Linked DNA regions of Homo sapiens: region 2 is linked to region 1. Evidence: chromatin loops called from intact Hi-C (ENCODE). Cell type or tissue: Caco-2. All regions are shown on one strand. Links, peaks and the distances in the headings refer to the core of each region. The heading gives the core; the rest is flanking DNA.

Region 1 (10,016 bases), core at 729-8,728:
GGTTTGGTACTTTGTTTTAGCAATGATAAAAAACACATGCTTAACCTCTACAACTAATATCAAATATAAAAATAGAGTTCTCCTGGCTGTAGCAGGGAGTAGGGAGGCAACGTTTTCTCTCCAATCTCTGCAGTGGTTCTCTAAGAAACATGGCAAAAGCCTGGAAAGGTTTTGTGTGTATGGTACATCTAGGCTCATAGTACCATAATCAGCCTTCCAGAAAGATTCCCCAAGCATTGCAACAAGTAAGCAGAAACATATGAAATAAAAATAGCCAACCTAACAAAAAAAATGAGTATCCTTTTGTACATCTGAGTTTTAAAATTGAAATTAAGTAGATATTTCCTGATTTCATACCATCAATATTTTCTTATCATAGAGTGGATACACACAGAAAAATTACTGTAGATAATTCCTTACAGGATAAATCAGTTTTTGAAATAAAATCACAATTTAAATGAATAAAAAAAATTCCTTCACAAAATATGCCTAAATTGACTCTGGGATATAGACCACTAATTTTGCTTGAAGCAAGATGCAATCATGCTTCCAATGATAAATCATTTTCCAATTCTAGTAACATCTTGATTGTTCTCTCTAGATATTCACAAATTCTGCACATCACACTAGCTGAGAAAAGCAGAAATGAATATATTACTTTAATGAGTAATATATTTAATATTTAATGAGTGCCTTAGTCCATTTAGGCTGCTATAACAACATACCTTTGACTGGTAATTTATAATCAGAATTTATTGCTTACAGTTCTGGAGACTGGGAAGTCCAAGATCAAGGCACCAGCAGATGTGGTGTCCTGTATGGACCTGTTCCTTATAGATATCACCTTCTTTCTGCATCCTCACATGGCAGAAGAGGGAAAGTGCTAATAAGCTCCCTAAGGCCTTTTTTATAAGGCACTAATCCCATTACCTAAATGGCTTCAATGTCATAACTGATCATCTTTTCTCACTTTCTGTCTCTAAAATAATAGACCCTTATTATTTTCACAGGTGTCAACAATATCATTAAACATGCACTCTTTAAAATTTTAAACATAAGATTAAAATGTAATTTAATGTCTAATACTTAAATAAAACAAATTATGTTTTTATTTTTAAACACCTTTATTTGAGGTACAACATACATACCAAAATATTTAACAATTACAAGTGTACAATTCAATGAATTTTAGTAATGCCACAGAGCTATGCAACTATCCTCGCAATTTTAGAATATTTTCGTTTCTCCAAAAGGATCCTCATGTCTATTTTACTTGCCTTGGCATCGTTTTAGAAAATCCCTTGAATGTAAATGTAAGGATTTATTTCTGAATTCCTGATTATAGTTCATTGATATGTCTACCTTTAGACAAATGCCACATTTTAATTACAATAGCTCTGGTTTTAATTACAATAGCTTTGTAGTAAGCTTTGAAATCAGTGTGAGGTCTCCAACTTTGTTCTTCATTTCAAGACTGTTTTGGCTATTTTGTGTCCCTTTGCAATTCCATGTGAATTTTAGGATCAGCTTGTCAATTTTTGCAAAAAAAAAAAAAAAAAAAAAGCAGCTGAGATTTTTGACTCGGATTGTATTGAACTTGTAGATCAATACATCAATTTGGGAGTATCATCATCTTAATATTAAGTCTTCCAATTCATGAACTACAAATAATTGTTAATTTGTTTAAATCTTACTCCAAATTCCAATTCTAAAAATTTCTGTTCCCCTCCCCCACTGCCCCCAGTTGTGTCCTTAAGAGTATTTCTTGATAGACACAAGAAACTAGTACTGGTTGTTGCTGCTAGGAAAACACCTAGGTGGCTTTGAGACAGGAAGGGAAGAGGACTAACGTAGTTTGAATTTGCGTCCCCACCCAAACCTCATGTTGAATTATAATCCTCAGTGGAGGAGGGGCCTGGTGGGAGGTGACTGAATTATGGAGGTGGACTTCCCCCTTGCTGTTCTCATAATATTGAGTTCTCATGAAATCTCACTTAAAAGTTTGAAAGTGTGTGGCACATCCCTTTCCTCCTCCTGCTCTAGCCATGTAACATGTTCCTCCTTCCTCTTTGCCTTCTGCCATAATTATAAGTTTCCTGATGCCTCCCCATCCAGGCTTCCTATAAAGCCTACAGAACCATGAGCCAATTAAATCACTTTTCTTTATAAATTACTCAGTTTCAGGTTTTTCTTCACTGCAGTGTGACAATGGATTAACAAAGAAAATTGGTACCAGGAGTAAGGTGTCACTATAAAGATACCTGAAAACGTGGAAACAGCTTTGGAACTGGGTAATAGGCGGAGGTTGGAACAGTTTGGAGGGCTCCGAAAAAGATAGAAAGATGAAGGAAGTTTCTAGAGACTTTTTGAATGGTTGTGACTGAAATGCTGATAGTGATATGGATAGTGAAGTCCAGGCTGATGTGGTCTCCGAGATGAGGAACTTGTTGGGAGCTAGAGTAAAAGTCACTCTTGTTATGCTTTAGCAAAGAGACTGGCAGCAGTGTGCCTCTGCTCCAGGGACCTGTCAAACTTTGAATTTGAGAGTGATGATTTAGGGTATCTGACAGAAGAAATTTCTAAGCAGCAAAGTGTTCAAGATTTGGCCTGGCCGTTTCTAACAGCATATGGTCATATGCATGTGAAGAGAGATGATCTGAATCTGGAACTTATATTTAAAAGGGAAGCAGAGCATAAAAGTTTAGAAAATTGCAGCCTCTTCTTTAGGTGGAAGAGAAAAACCCATTTTCTGGAGAGGAATTCAAACCAGTGGCAGAAATTTGCATAAGTAAAGAGGAGTGCAATGTTAATAGCCAAGACAATGGGGAAAATGCCTCAAAGGCATTTCAGAGAACTTCACAGCAGCCCCTCCCATTCACAGGCCTGGAGGCATAGGAGGAAAGAATGGTTTCATGGGCCAGGCCCAGGTCCCTGCTCCCCTGTGCAACCTCGGGACACTGATCTCTGCGTCCTAGACATGCCAGCTCCAGCTGTGGCTAAAAGGGCCCCAGATATGTCTCAGGCTGCTGCTTCAGAGGGTGTAAGCCATAAACATTGGTGGCTTCAATGTGGTATTAAGCTTGTGTGTGCCCAGAGGGCAAGAGTTGAGGCTTGGGAGCCTCTGCCTAAATTTCAGAAGATATATGGAAATGCCTGGATGTCCAGGCAGAAGTCTGCTGCAGGGGCAGAGTGCTCATGGAGAACCTCTACTAAGGCAGCATGGAGGGGAAATGTGGCATTGGAACCCCCACACAGAGTCCCCAGTGGAGCACTGCCTAGTGGAGCTGTGAGCAGAAGGTCACTGTTCTCCAGACCCCAGAATGGTAGATCCCCTGACAGCTTGCATTGTGCACCTGGAAAAGCCACAGGCACTCAGTACCAGTTGTGAAAGCAGCTGTAGGGGCTGTGCTCTGCAGAGCCACAGGGGTGTAGCTGTCCAAGGTTTTGGGAGACCACCTCTTGCATCAGTGTGGTCTGGATGTGAGACATGAAGTCAAAGGAAATTATTTTGGACCTTTAAGATTTAATGACTGCCTTGCCAGGTTTTGGACTTGCATGGGGCCTGTAGCCCTTTCATTTTGGCTGATTTCTCCCTTTTGGGACAGGAGTATTTAGCCAATGCCTGTACTCTCATTGTATCTTGGAAGTAACTAACTTGTTTTCGATTTTATAGGTTCATATGGAGAAGAGACTTGCCTTGTCTCAGATGAGACTTTGGACTGTGAACTTTTGAGTTAATGCTGGAATGAGTTAAGACTTAGGGGATCACTGGGAAAGGTTGATTGTATTTTGCTGTGTGAGAAGGACATGAGATTTGATAGGGGCCAGGGGCAGAATGATATGGTTTGAATCTGTGTAACTACCCAAATCTCATGTCAAATTGTAATCCTCAGTGTTGGAGGAGGGGGCTGGTGGGAGGTTACTGGATCATGGGGGTGGACTTCCCCCTTGCTGTTCTTGTCATAGTGAGTTCTCATGAGATCTGGTTGTTTAAAAGTGTGAAATGTGTGGCACCTCCCCCGTGCTCTTCCTCCTGTTTCAGCCATGTAAGAGATGCCTCCTTCCTCTTCTGCCATAATTGTAAGTTTCCTGAGGCCTCCCCAGACATGTTTCCAGTACAGCCTGTGGGACCATGAGCCAATTAAACCTCTTTTCTTTATAAAATGCCCAGTTTCAGGTATTTCTTGAATGGACTAATATAAGGACTTATATTTTACTTTCTACCCTTTTGCACTTTTTGGATTTTACACACTGCACATGTATAAGTTATTTAAAAATTAAATTTACTAAACTGTGCTCCCAGTTTTTTGAGGTGCAATAAGATGCACAGACATGAATGTGTTAGATGGGTCATATTTGTGTAATTAATTCCTGTTCTGCTCTTAGACTTCTCTGAACATTGCCTCACGTTGTTAGTGAAAGTTCCCAGTTCTTGTCAACTTGGGAGAAAGATTTCAGGCAAGAGAAGATTTAAAGATGAGAGAAAGCTTTAATGAAAGGAAATAGGGAGAAAGAGCTTGTTGTAGGACAAAGTAAGTATTCTCCCAGACAAGAGTGGGCTGATCCTGCAGGAAAACATCTTCGAGGGTCCTGTTCTGTGAGTTTTAACATGTAGAGCTCCCTTTCAAGTTCCCACTTCTGTCTTAAGTAAGTCTCCACCTTTTTCCTTTGTCTACTTTTCCTGCTTCTGCTTTAAGTCTCCACTTTTTTTCCTGCCTATGCTGGTGGGATTCTTCAATATGTTTGTTAATACCCATGCACAAGTTGGTGATCAATATGAATCTTGCTTAATGGCATCCCTGCTCATTACTGCCACTCCAGGAAGGTTGTATGGCAGTCAAATATCTATCTATTGCACCTGAATATCTCTTAGGAATGTCCTCCCTTGCTCTCCTGTGTACTTGTGGCACCAGTGTACCTCTTAGGAATGTCCCCTTTTGCCCTCTTTCTGTCCTTATCAGCATGTACCTACTGACATTGTGACATTTTCACTGCAGAGTGAATGATTACTGGGGCATCTTAAAAGGAATTCCAGGGCATTTCTTTCTGCCTAGGTACTTCCTCTCCTTCTTGCCCACCCCCTCCAGCATTAGAGATTCTATTGCTATGAAAATTTTGGGTGGTCCCTTGGGTCTGAGACTCTCCAGACCTTTCCTTTCTCAAGTGGTCCCCCTCCTGCTCATGTCTGGCTATCTGCATACTCTAACAACATCAGGCTATCTCATATCTATTTCTTACCACCTCTCCAGTTTCTCTTCTTAATCCTCATGCACAATTTTATCTGTTTTTGGCTCTCATTCTTCTCGATATTTTAGTTAGCTATTGATCAGTTTGCTTTCTTCTGGCTTAAACCAGGTACTTATAAGCAAGTATAGACTGTTCTCTCTTCCCTTTTCCATTCCTGGCTACCTTCTACTTCCTGCCTCACCCTAATATAATCTATAGTACCACAATTTTATCTCACTTTTGTAGGGTAAGATAAATTTTTTTATCTACTTTTGTAGGTATTTTACTTTTATCTTACTTTTGTACTATTTCTTACCCTAGAAAGGCTGTATTTCAGACACTTTCTTCCTCTCTTTGAACCATTAACTTAGATTTCCTAATTTCTTACCTGTATGTCTTGAATCTTGTACTTATTTTTGCTAATATATATTTTTAAGTAGGTAGTCATAAAATATACTCTCTGTAACATGGATTTTATTTCAAAACTTGTAAGTATTAAAATATAAAATAAAATAACCCATGTATTAAATCAATATTTATTAACAAAATGATTGTGAGTTAAGATACAGTACCTATGAGAATAAAACATGCAAAAATGCTTATTTTCAATTATAAAGATAATTTTTAAAAACTTCAATAGATTTAGAGGTACAAGTGGCTTTTAGTTTCATGGATGGATTTGATAGTGGTGAAGTCTAGGCTTTTAGTGTACCCATCGCCTGAATAGTGTACATTGTATCCAAATATGTAATTCAACTATAAAGATAATTTAAACAGAGTATTTCAAGCAACATACCAAAGATATTTAAACAAATATTTAAAGAAGTACTGTGACTTTATTCTTTTTAATAAAATTATTATTTTTATTACAATGTAATTTATATTTGCTGTGAACAAATCCTATCATTACAAAGCATATAAAAGTTAGTCCACTTGTTATCTCAATCTCTACAGGTCACTTTACATTTTTTTCATACAGATGTATTAAAATATATTAGTTAGAAGATGCTTCCTGCTGTAATTGAATATATGACTAATGGTGACTTAATGATTTAAAACCTTTTCTTATGTCACATAATCAAGAAGCCTGAAGATCAGTGATCCCAGGGTTGGTGGGATGGCTGAGGGCTGTAGGACCCAGCCCCCTTCCCCCTGCTACTTCTTACCTGTTGCCTGTTTTCCCAGGAAGTTTCTTGTCTTGTGGTTATAAGATGGCTGCCACAGCCCCAAGTGCCACATCTTTGTACAAGGGCATTGCAGGTAGTAGGAAATGACTAAATGAAGAAAAGACACTTCCTTTCATCAAGGAGAAAAATAATTCCACAATCTTCTCTACCCCTTGGTCAGACCTGACTCCTTTGGCAAATTTGTGCCAAGAAGGCTGAGAAAGTGAATATGTGGCATATTGGAATGATGATGGAAATGACATGAATATAGTTGGCCAATTACGATCTTTTTCAGAGTTCTAGGAAAATTGTTTCTGCAAAATAATTGTGATTCTTTTTTATTATGAAACAAGAGGAGAAGGGATATTGAGTAGGCTGCTAGTAGCAGCTGCTGCACACATTGTATCAGTGTGTGTGTGTATAAAGACTTAGGTTTGCCTTTAAGTAATTCAGACCCACAATAGCACTCATTTAAACAGAAAGATTGGCCTCTCCCCTGTAAAAGTTCAGAGCAGATAGGACAAAGAATCAGTTTCCTTCTAGATTTCCCCTTTGCCACCTAGAGAATGGGCTTTTTCTCCTTGGTTCGAAATGGTGATCAGCACATGTAAATTCCAAATGGTGGGACGAGAAAGGGACAAGGTCAAAAAGGGTCAAAAGGGCCTGCACTGGCTGTCGTTTAAGTAAGGTTCCTTGAAGCTGCTCTGAAACATTCTGCTTCTGTTCCATTGTCTGATACTTAGTCATGTGGCCATGCCCAGCTGTGAGGGAGCTTGAGAAATGCTCCTTTTATGACCAATGGCTACGTGTTTAGGTAAAAATTAGTGCCTGTGAGAATAGGAGCCCTAAAGAATGAAAGTAAAATGGATTCCAGAGGATTGTTAGTAGTCTCTGCCATTTACGGGCATAAAGGATATTCAATGTTGTCATTATTGTAAAAAGAGCATGATTTTGAAAGTATTTATTTGTATCTTCTTTTTATTTAAAGGAATATTTTTAGGTTAAGGCATGTGCAAGTTGTGGGGAGCCACACCTTTCAGTTGTTTAATTTATCCCTACATTTTTTCCAATCTAGTATTTTGATCAGGACCAAAGCAAACATTACTGAATGACACTGAATTTTCCTATTGTAGACATTTTGAAAAACATTTTTGATAGTTGTCTTTTTGGGCATGACTTGAAATCATAAACATTTCCAAAAAGATGTGAAGAAAAGAACTGAAAGATTTCTCCAGGGTCTTAGTCAACACTATTCAGGTCTTTTATTCTATGAAAGCTGTGTATGAAATCCTGTCACCACAGGGTAAACCATTAAATAGACGGTTCTTTTTCTTTTTTGAGCTTTTCTTTTTGTATTTTTTCTGAATGTTTACCAGATACTAGATATTAGGATTTTATTGAACAGATTTGCGTGTGAAAAGAAAAGCCATAGTAATCTCTTTCATGTGTACTTTTTGAAATTGCTTCTGCACAGATTAAATCTTATATCCAAGCTTAGAAGTAAAAAGCAAGCTAGTCATATAATTGTTCTTCATCTGGCCTGGTTATAGCCTGCTGCAGGAAGCTCATTCAAATATGGGCGCTTCAATATTTCTAGCACAAAATAAAAATCTATCTTTTTTGTTCACCTAAATAATACCATGTCAGTGTATCTTTATTAGCTCTGACTTTGTGAAATGAAGTTTCAAAGTCTACTAAGTATTCTCTAATTCAAATAATTGCTCTAACAGAAGGAAACAAGATAACTGTTTCCCTACTCAAATATCATATAGTCTGTTTTCAATCTGTCTTTCATTGCTGCATTGGTGGAATGCCTGCATTTAAGAGAGAACTTCTGTTTGCCAGTCATTCCTCACAGTGGTGCTGGTGACCAGCTGTCTGAGAATCTACTATTAAGGGTTGCATTCTGCATGCCACATGATGTCTTCTTCCTAATACCGTTTAGCTCTACAATATTCTTTATGAAGTCCCTTAATCACTCCATTATTCCATGTTGCTAAGCGGTCAAGCAACTGCTAGCTACTGAAAGGAGAATTTGCTTCACATATTTTGTACCACATTTAAGTAGGCTTAGATTTTTGTAATGTCACAGATGGTGTAGCACAAATAAGAAGGTTACAGGGACTGTGGTAATATTTGGACTCTGCTTACAACTGGGATTTTTGGAGCTCTTCTCTGTGGCATTGTTTGATTTTGTTTATTTTTTATTGAAGTTCTGCTACTGTATTAGAATATTAGTCATTTATGTTTTATTATATACAGAACATTGTTCTGGGTGCTTTGACAGATATAATACAGCAATAAGAGGATTTTTGCCCATTTATCCATCTAAACTCTTAAAGTAATTGTATGGGGATATAGTAGACATTTCCCCTTTTTACCTCACCCTAACCCCAATATTTGAAGCTTCTTGTAACTTGGGAGACTGCATCTACCTCTCACTAGAGAACCTCCCTTCTTAGCCTTCCTTGTGTCTGTGTAGGCATGACCCTTGACTTAGCTCTGAAAAGCAGGTATATATCCTCAGATAAAGGAGGAACCACTCAAAATGCGTTCTGGTGAAGCAAGGTGGTGGCCACTTCTGAATTCACTTTCCAGAAGCAACAGGCAACAGTAGTAAGGGGTGTAGCAGGAGCACCCAGTGGCTGGCATTGCAGCATTGGAGGTTTTAAGGTGTCTGTATCCACAGGTGGTCATCATGTTGTTTTCATAAGACCAGTTTTGTGATACAAATTTGGGCATTTCCCTGGTGGGGAAGTCTCTATGACTAATTGCTGGGCTCATCTGGAGATTCTGTGAGTTACTAAAAATATTTAATAGAGTGAGAATTTTTACTGCTTGTAACTAAGCATACTGATTGATACAAGAGGCTAGAAGCTATTATACCATTAACAAGTAACAAGGACAGGTAAAATAAAAACTTGGGGGTAGACATATTAACGTGATCTGATGGAGATAGATAAGGGCTCAAAAGATAGGAAAGATTCACACAAGATGTAGATGTGGAGCTCTGCAGCCTTAATTAATTCAACAAATACTGTGAGCTGCTAATGGATAACAGAAATGGTATTACATGCTTAAGATAAAACAATGAGCAAGAATGACACAGTCCTACTTTCATGAAGCTTACAGTACAACGGGGAAGAAATGAATCAAGTTATTATAACAGTTCTGTCAATGTAGAAGAAATGAATTAAGTTATTATAACAGTTCCGTCAATCACTCTGTTGGGAGAAGTAAGAGGATATAATGTAAACCTTTATCAAGGGCACTTGTATCTAGAATACTCAGGTGAGACTTCCTTCCCAGAGAGACTTTAAGAAACATTGACTATGCATGGATCATGCCTGTAATCCCAGCAAATTGAGAGGCTGAGGCAGGAGGATCACTTGGACCCAGCAGTTTAAGACCAGCTTGGGTAACATAGTGAGATCCCATCTGTTAAACAAAAAAAAAAAAAAAAGAAACATTAAATTAAATTAAAGGGAATTGAAGGAAGACAGTCTGGGCAAAGAATGTCCCGGGAAAGGCATCAGCGTTTGAAAAACACTTTGCAGTGAGAAAGAAAATGGCACATTTGAAAACTGAAACATTTTCTATGTGCTTAAAATATAGAATGTGGAA
Region 2 (10,016 bases), core at 871-8,870, 64 kb after region 1:
GGCCTGGTATTCAATCTGAGAGGTGGGAGTATGTTAGCAGGACCTCTTCTTTTTTCACTGAGAGCTTTTTAAAAATAAATTCTGCTCTCCTCACCTTTCGATGTGTCTGCATGCCTAATCTTTCCTGGTCACATGACAAAAGCCTGATTTTAGCTGAACTAAGGAGCAAAAACTTCTGCATCAAAAGCTACCTCCAAGTAACTAAAAATTGGCATCATTTCCCTAGGTTTTATCAAAGAGAAGAAAAATTGACATAATTTCCCTAGAGTTTATAAGGGTTTACCTTTCTCTGATAAACAATTTTGCACCTCTACCTCATTCAACCCACAAGACACATATGAAAATCTCTGTGGAGGAGAAAGGGAGGATGCTAGAATATGGACTTCAGTAGGGAGGTCAGTGCTTAAGGTGGTAGGTTGTTCCCATTCCTTTTGAAAGGAAAGAGGCTATGGGTACGATAGACTTCTTTTTTTTATTCTTCCTGAAACAATATAGTGTAACAGCTATTTACATAGCACTTACATTGTCTCAAGTATTACAAGTAATCTAGAGATGAGATAAAGTGTATGGGAGGATATGCATAGGCTATATGCAAATATTCAGCCATTTTATGTAAGAGACTTGAGCGCCTGTGGAATTTGGAATCCTCCAGAGGTCCTGGAGCCAATCCCCCATGGATACCGAGGGATGACTGTACATCATACTTTCATTTATTTAAAATTATATGTATTAGGTTGGTGCAAAAGTGACTGTGGTTTTTGCCATTTTTTTTTAAAGCTATGGCAAAAACTGCAATTACTTTTGCACCAACCTAATATAAATCCTACGTCACTTTTCATCAGCAACTGGTAAACCAAGAATCAGGGACCATCCTAGGCAAAGAGAACTAGAAAGATTGTTCTTGCTCTTCAGAACAGTTGTTCAAATGATACCCTGTGGATCTGATTCCATTATAATTTCCCAGGGTGCTTATTAAATAAGCAGATTACTGGATCTACCACAGATTCACTGAATCAGAATTTAGAGCTGAGGCTAGAAGGCTGCATCCTTAGCAAGTGCCTTTGATGACTCCTATGGTTCCTGATGTTTTATAACCTTTGTTCCAGAAATCCACACTATCTAACACGAGACAATATAACATACATGAAGAGGCCACAAAATAGTGAGCAAAATCATTTTACAGACTATAAATCTTTTTATTACATTCATGGCTTAGCCCAAGGATGAACCCATAGTAGATGCTTAATATTTGCAAGTAATAATGAGATAGTTTATATACTAGAACACTGAATCATCATGGTGACCTAAGTATTTGGAATTTTTAACATGACATCTTCAGTTATTTTTGATTTCAAAGAAAAGAGCCACTCCTTACTTTTTATTTTGAAATGTGGCATAAACCTGTTTGATTTTCACAATTTTAAAATGATGGGAAAAAAATTGAAAGGTTTTGTGGGAGAAGAAGTACAAATAGGTCCATAAAATATGTCTAAGATTGACTTGTAAAAAATAAAGAGAATCTCTAAGTGCCAAAAGTTTTTTCTGTGCTTACTGACATATCTTTAATCTCACAAAATGCTCTACCCCGTGGAAGAGGGCAGCAGATATAATAAGTAATGTATTAATCATTTATTTGAAACTCTGTTGATCCTAGTCTGACAAAATGAAATAAAGATTGATCCAATTTATTAAGGCCTATGCCTGCTAGAAACAGAGGCTTAATGAAATATGGTTTATTTTTCTCACATAACAACTCTCTAGGCAGGTGATGGTGGGTGTTGTTAGCCTCTCTCTGGTGTCATCCAGAATCCATATCCTTGTTATGTCTGCTCCACCATCCTCATCTTGTAATTTTTAGTTTTAGGTTTATCATTTCATGGGCTTAAGGTGGCTGCTGCAATTCCTGGCTTTATGCACATGTTTAAGGCTGGAGGGAGCTAGCAAATGTGCCATTTTCTGTTTTTCTTTTTTTTTTTTTTTTTTTTGTCAACAAATAAATTTTTTCCTGGAAACTCTAAACTGGTATTTGTTTTTCGACTTGTGGCCCTTAGGTCAGAACCCTGTCACATGGCTACCCATTACGGTGAGTCTGGGAAAGTGAGTATCCAGCTTTCTGAATTCTAAAGTGGGCAGCAATGGAAGTAGCAGTTGCAAAATGACTTCTGAGTTGGCTAAAGGACAATGTCTGCCACAATATTCTCTCATTACCAATGACCCAGGACTTGGACTCTTTAAGAACAGGAGAGCTGAGAGCTGAACTACTGGAAGGGTAGCTTCACTGCTATGTTAGGCTTGCTTCTTCACCTGAAAGTTCTTTCAGAATCTTGGTTGTGTGTTACCTGCTGTGCATTCTAGCCCTGCACATGATATTTGTCTCCTAGACTGACTGCTTCTTATTCCTTTTCCCTTTCTGGTAAGCAGTATAGGTTAGTGGTGGGGAGTGCAGGTTCTGGAAGCAGAAAGTCTGGGTTTAAATCCTGGCTGGCCTACTTATTAGCTGTGTGATCCTGAGCAAGTTATTTAACTTCTGTCAGTCTTTTTATCCTCATTCATCAAGTATAAATAGCAGTGGTACCTATCCCACAGATTTGTTATAAAAATGCAATGACATCACCTCATAAAAGTATATCATGACCATGCTAAGCATGTTAAGTGGTTGGAAAATGTTAATAATTATTATTAATTTCTTATTGTTTTGACTCATATCTAGATCTATCAATGTATGTAATCACAATGCTTGGCACATAGAACACACAGAACTCAGCTCACTTTTTTGTGCATAAAGATATGTAATTATGTAACTTTGTGTATGTGTATGTGTGTGTTATGTTTGTGTGATTTGTGAAGGTGTTGTGCAGATAAAATCTTTTTACAGAAATGCCCAAGGCCCCTGGATTTCTGCCTCTTAGAGAAAGATTATTCAAGTGGACTATATTTGCAAAACCAATTTTCTAAGAAACCAGATTTTTAAAAATAAATTTCTAAAATCCCTATGTTGTCTTTTATTAAAATTATATATTTCTCTTGGTCTTTTAGTATACTGTACATAGACTGTGTTATTTTGTTAGATTTTCCCCAGTTATTTCTTTTTGGGGGAGCAGATATTAGTAAAAGATAAAATGGCACCCAAGAATATTTTTCAAGAACAAAATACATGGCTTAAGAAAAAGAATAACCTGTCTGAGGAATGGTAGGAAGGACATTTGGAAATGAACATGCCTCAGTGTTGAGGAAGATGCTGACCAGAAATGTGTAAGCAATCTGGAGACAAACTGTTGCTTTCTTTATAATTTTACTCCTATTCAGTTCTGGTTTCATCTTTCCATTAATACATATTCACTTTATAATGTAGGGAGCACTCTTTCTTGCCTTTGGGATTTAAGTAATTGAAGTTAATCTTTTTGAAAGAGATCTCAGTTGGATTGATCTAAGATTGAAAAGGTCATTAAGAGGAAATTAATAAAAGGGAACTCTTTAAGGTGGGTAACGCAGGTATTATAGTCTTAGCCCCTGGAATATGACCCAGTGGGCAGAGTAAGCCCTGGCAAAGCAAGGCACACAGCCAAATGTTAGCTTTTCACATGCAAAAACAGGATTATGCAATAGTACAGACTTTGCAAGTCTATTGTTTACAGAAGGAATTAAGCAACATTTGTTTACCTACTTCATTATTATACCAGCAATCCAGCCTGAAGGACTTAGCTCATAGATGTCTTCTGAAATGTGGAAGAAATACTTTCGTTTGTCATAAAACCTCAGCAGGAGATTGGAGTCTGGAAGAGGGAGGGGAGAAGAGGAGGACCTCAGGGAGGCAAGTTAAACAGTCCAGTTTTTGCATCTTAATTTCCTTCTCTGTGCTTTTGTCTTTCAAGGGGTGGTGCCGGGCACAGGTATTTTAGATAAATAAGTGGGATGGCAAGAGAAGGACCTTTTTACTGCTTACCCATTTATTGGGTGACAATCCAGTATGCTGTCCAGAATGCAATATTTTTGAGAGTAAAAGAAATCATACTGGGCCAGATCATAAAACCCAGCATTTTTTAGACAAACTGATATAGTGTATATGGTTAACTTACTTTGTACGAAGAAGGTATAACAAACTCACTTTAGAGGACAGTGGTACAGTCTGATAGAGTGAGTACCCAGTTAACTCTCTGTGTGTTATGTCAGCTGGCTTTGTATCAGGAAGCTTCTGGTGAGTTTAGGTGACCCCTTAGCAGAGGCAGGTGGAAAATTCCAGGCTAGGAGGCTGGATGGAGTAGATGGTAAACACTCAAGGGTCAGTGGTCTATGATGAGAGCACAAGCCAAGAACCAACCATGAGGATTCCAAGGGGAGCCTGGGTTATCAGAAGCCATTAGAGCTGCAGTGACCAGATTAAAAAGGACATTGCCCCAAGAGTGTCTGCATGAAATAAGGGATATCCTTGCTTGTTTGTGACCCAAGGATATGTAAGCCATACATTTTTCCCTTTATATCCCTCAATGTTAGAGAGAGAAACAGAAAATATGGTGGCTATATGGGATATGAAATATTTGTATTAATAAAAATGTTAATAGAAATTGCATGGCCTTTTAATTTATGGTGTGGGACTAAATTTAAACTACAAATGTAGTTGAGTTTCTATTTTGTGGAGAGATTATTTATGAACAAAATAAAGGAGTTACAACTCTTTATAAATAAGTCATACTATAAAATGTGTGACCCTCCTTGTTGCATTTAAAAAGGCTATATATTTTTTGATAGTGAGATCTTTTCCCTCTGTATTTCTCTCCAAAAATCTTAATAATGTCACCATTTTATTAAATCATTTGATAGGATCAATACTTTATATGAACTATCTCATCTGAGCAGCCCCAAGAAACCTGTAAAACAGGCATTATTGTCCTATTTTATAGGTAAATTAGCCAAGGATAAGATAAATCGAAGGGATTCATCAAGTTCACCTAGATAATAAGTGGTAGAGCTTGGATTTAGAACCAAGCCAAAACACTCACATGGCTTACCTATTACTTTTCATTCTAAGCGGCCTTATTTTATCACAAATAGATTGAGATGAATGCATTGAACCCTTGACTTCTAAACTCTCTTCTATATGATTTTAAATTTAGTTAATTACTGAACATTTCATATTCTTATATCTGCTCAACTAGATTCAAAATTCTTCAGTGCTTCCTTTTTTAATCTCTGTGTTTATTGCATTATTGTTGTCTTTAGACATATTCATTCATTCAAGAAGTATTTATTGAGCACCTATTATTGCCAGAAACTGTCTCAAGTGTCTGATATATATATATGTATTTATATATATAATATATAAAAATATAATATGTAATATAATACATAAATTTATATATATATAAAAATACATAAAACTGACAACAACCTTTGTCCCTTTGGAACTTACCTTTTATTGATGGAGGCAAAAAATAAAATGAGTGAGTTAATTTTAAGATATAGTAGAAGGTATTAAGTACAATGCACAAAAAAGTAAAGCAGAGTTAAGTGAAATTGAGAATGGGAATGGGTTACTATTTTAAGAAACATGATAAGATTAGGTCCATTGAGAAAATTTCATCTGAAAAATGCCTGAGGGAATGTCTGTGCACATGTTCAGAGGAAGAGCAGTTTATGTGGAGGGAAGCAGGCAGTGCAAGAGGCTTGAGGTACATGTGGCCAGAATAGAATAAGTGAAATAAAGTCAGAGAAAGAACAATTTTGGGTGTTGTCTGAATAGATCTTATGGGAACTTGAAAGTCATTGCAAGAAATTTCACAAGATTTCAATGAGATAAATAACTTCCTATTTCTTATTAATATCCAGTATGGCTATAAGAATAGACGTTGCTATAAAAGCTTTTATTGACACATGTTGACATCCAGACATATTATGCTGACATTTTTGTTTATGAACCACAGTCTATCATAGATTATTAACAAATTATTGGTTTATGTACTCAGATACTCAGACAGTGATTTTTAGTTACCAGACCACGGTAATCACAGAGTTTCTCCCTGCCATCTTTGGTTAACTGATATGTATCAATTTTATTTTATTTTATTTTTTTTTTTACCATCACATACCTCAAGATCTGGTAACACCATGGGAAGATTGTATTTCAAGAGTTTTCTTTTATTTTTTTTTTCTTCCCTCCCTTAACATTATGCTAAGTAATCAGGAAGAAGGAGTTAAGGGAGCTTCTTTTCATGGACTAGACTCTAGGGAAAAAAGATTGATGATATTTGGTAGAAGGAAAAGTCTTATCTCTAAAATGCCCTCAGTATTATGTCAGGCTAAGCATTACCTGTGGCAAACAAAACTAGGATGATGAGCTTCATGCTTGGAGAATGTCTCTTAAGCTATGAAATCCTCTGAGCCTCCATTAGAGACCTCATCCCTTCTTAACAAGAAGGGTATTCCAGACCCAGCAAAGAAGGGCTTCGGGAGCTACTCTTGACATCCCAGTCCTTTCCCTGCTTGTCTGATCCTTTTATTTGAAATTACTTAGTAGATTGAGGTACTAGTTAAAGCCTCTGATTCATGTTAGTCTGTTTTGACAATCTAATCCTGTGTTAGCCCAGTGATAGAGGGAATCTTAAAAAAATGTTACTTCTAAGAAAGGACAAAATTTGGCACAGGTTCATAGACTGTTGTTTATAAATTCAAGGGCTTAGGTATCTTCTGAATAACAGTATTTTGGAAAAATTGCACTCTAAATATTTTGAGTGGAGTCTGAAGATAAATGGTTCATCACTAAGAGTTAAGAAGATTACATTTTAGCAGAGGAAAAATCCATACAGGTCGTCCCTTCAAATTTTATAATTGGGAACTATTAGCTCATTTAAGTGATTTTGCCATTGTTTGAAACTTCTGAAATTCCTCTTCTAAGATTTGTTTTGGAAACTGTGTATTTTAAACATGTCTTCCAATGTGGCATATCTTTACCCTTTGAAGGAGTATTTCATTTTTGAAAATACTTAGGAGCTACTCCAAAAAAACTGTTATGATAATAGATATTTGAGAATAGCAGATATTTGAGAATTTTTTAAAAAATGTGAGAATATATAGTAATGTTACTTGTTGTCTTGAACATTTTGTAAACTGAGTGATAATTCCCAAAGTGACATGCAAAACTATATCATCAAAAATTGCTTCATCAGAATGACTTATATTTTCCCAAAATGACTGCTTTGAAGGACAACATTCATTTGACTACATTTCTCCTCATCACCTACCCTGATCATCCTATTTAAAATATCTAGTTTGATCACTCTATTTAAAATAGCTATTTCTAATCAAGATCTCTGTTCAGTGCATAATTCTCCCATGTCATTTTTAATAATTGCTATTTATAAAGAACAGAACTGTCTTAATATTGTATATTTCAGTTTTCTCATAATAACAATGGCTATGACTCAGAGCAAAAAGTATAATTTTCCCAGTAGGGACCTGTGGGAATAAATATATATATATATATATTTTATTACGAACCTAAGGAAAATCTACTGCATTGTATTTACCTACAAAAATGAAAACAAAAACACAACAACAAAAACCTTCTAAAAATAGCTAGTGATTACAAGAAATAACACTCTGCAGACCTTCTTCTGTGTAACGCAAGGTGTTTGCTTATTGTGCTTCCTTTATCCAGATCTGAACACTGTGATCCAGTTTCTGTTGAGGTGACATAATTTCTTTCCTAACAAAAGAGTCATAAATTTAGGAGCAACTTACATAAAGTTTGAGATGAGTTAGATTGCCCTAAAAACTGAAGAATACTCAATTTGCTTCATGCTGTACATGAGATTATGTGTAAATGTGTGTGTGTAAAAATAAATACTATACACACTTATTTTTAACTCAAGTATTACAAGGTAAAATGTAAAATACTGGTGTGTGCACCAGTTGGGGTCCTCTGAAGGAGAAGATGCTGAGAGACAATTAGCAGTCCAAGAAGTTTATTGGAGGTAATGCCCATGAAAGACAAAGGGAGGAGGAAGCCAATTTTACACCTGAAAAGGAAACCGGAGGAAGGGGAGCGAGATGGGGCAGGAAGAGCCTCAGTCTGCGATGCAGATGCGAGTCAGTATCCGACAAACCAACAGGGGGCTCCAGATCAAAGAGGCCTGCTGGGAGTCTGACAGTTGGCAGAAATGACTAGGTCCTGGTACCTGCAGCACACTCAGTCATTGGCTGGGGGGTGTGGGGGAAGAGCGTGGCCTCTGCTGGAAAGCCGAGGTAGACACTGAAGGCAATAACAGCTGGGAGCTGTCAGTAACTGCATTTCTTGAAGCTGAAAAAGAAGTTTTTTCTTGAAGACAGATATGAGTAGCACATCTCCATGGCTGCCACAGTGTGTGTGTTTGTATTTTGACACTACTATGGTCAAAGCACAGTTGAAACAAAGTTCTCTATCATTGAAAGTCTACCTTCTTGTGAGGTATTCTGACATTACAACACATATTAACAGATTACATAAGCTTGCCTGATTTTCCTTGGAAAAACTATATGTAGTTGGCTTGATTTGGGTACATTTAAAGAGATTGACGTTACTAAAATATTCCATACTCCTGACCAATGGCAACAATCTTACCATTAGAATTAGGTAAGCCTGGACAACCAGGACAGGTGGGAATGGGAACCCTGGAATCAAATCCGCAACACAGAGCAAGCACAATTATAACTACCACATTCATTTTCCTCTTCGTATTTGGGGTAGAGGACATGAAGAAGGGAAAATGAGATGGAGTTTGCAGAGGAATTCTAGAAAAGTTTATCTTTGTTCAGAAGTAGGAAAATAAAAATAAAACCTGTGAAAGAAGAACTGGATTAAGATCTCCTTTATTTCCCTGGTCATTGACTTACCCACAAAGGTATGTCTAATATATAAATGGAATCAGATATTAACCCTGGAAAACACATTGGTAGCATATATTACTAAATCTTATTTTATTAGTATTTTTATGTTAATTTTCATAATATTTTATGAAAAGTTTAGTATGTTAAGACTCTGTGGTACCAAGAATAGAATAAAGGATGGGTTAGAATAATAGAGAGGCTAATAGGGAGTTTTGTAGGTCAGAAAATTCTTTTAGCTTCTTTTTAAACACCTCTGCTGATTTTTCCCTATGGAAAGAAAAGTGAAAAACATAGGTAACACATTGTGATACAAAACACAGAAATATATTGGATTTACAGATTCTTTCTTTCCTTCATAAAATTTAGCATTTGTACCTTTTAGTTCTCATCAAAAGTCTGTTGATATAATTTTATGCATCAGTTTTGAAACGTATAGCTAGTATACAGGTAAATAAATATTTCACGTGGTTTATGAACCTACAATGTTTAGAACATCTTCTCAATTAATGATCAGATATTTATTTGGCACCTACAATATGACTCAAAATTTGGAATTGCATTGTGTGTCATACACAGGAAAAGTAAGTCTTTAACAACTATGAATCTCTAACCTATTTGAAGAGGTGAGAAAAATGCACAAAATACAAAGATACAAAGAGGGACTGATACAAGGCAATATATACTTAAGGGCTTAAATAATAGTGGCTTTGAGATGGGTGAGTTGATTGGGCTGGTTCTAGAAAATTTGTGGAGAAAATTGGATTTAAGCTGGACAATGAAAATGAGTAGGTTTTGAATAGACAAAGAAGCAATAGCAGAAATCATGTAAGCAAAATCAGAGACATCAGTGGGCATTAGTGTGGTATATAGACATTAAGAGAATGATTGGATTTGGTTGGATGACTTACGCTGAGAGAGGAGAGGGAAATATAGTTGACCCTAGAGTCCTGATTATGGAGGTCTTGGGCTAGACAGGGCATAAGAGGCAATAAACAATTGTTGTAATAATAAAATGTAATTAGTGTAGGTTTTACTATTGTTAGCTCAAGCATAATTGTTTAGCATTTCTTTTCTATTCTACCCCTTTTCTGAGGACTCAACCTTTTGTTTTGGAAAGCTTATGAAAGTTATAGACTGTTGAAAAATGTTAGTCTACA

The links. A loop is a pair of places that touch in the nucleus more often than their neighbours do. Peaks named below come from ENCODE experiments on the same cell type or tissue, not always from the same donor. Only the 100,000 strongest peaks of a DNase experiment are listed, where the experiment ranks them.
Region 2: a loop joins it to region 1, with 6 times the contacts of the local background. A loop is called at or near these places in 2 of 110 quality-filtered maps.

Annotation. Positions count from the first base shown.
Region 1 is chr4:103,357,201-103,367,216 of GRCh38, forward strand. No RefSeq gene overlaps it. Among named protein-coding and RNA genes, the nearest start is that of LINC02428, 63 kb to the right of the region's middle. In Caco-2, for the core only: no CTCF peak of the experiment used is centred there; a DNase peak (open chromatin) is centred at 4,921.
Region 2 is chr4:103,421,375-103,431,390 of GRCh38, forward strand. LINC02428 (long intergenic non-protein coding RNA 2428) reads left to right here and starts at 3,668. Exons shown (of 4, transcript NR_125925.1): 1 at 3,668-3,811. RefSeq lists an enhancer at 3,396-3,897. In Caco-2, for the core only: no CTCF peak of the experiment used is centred there; no DNase peak of the experiment used is centred there.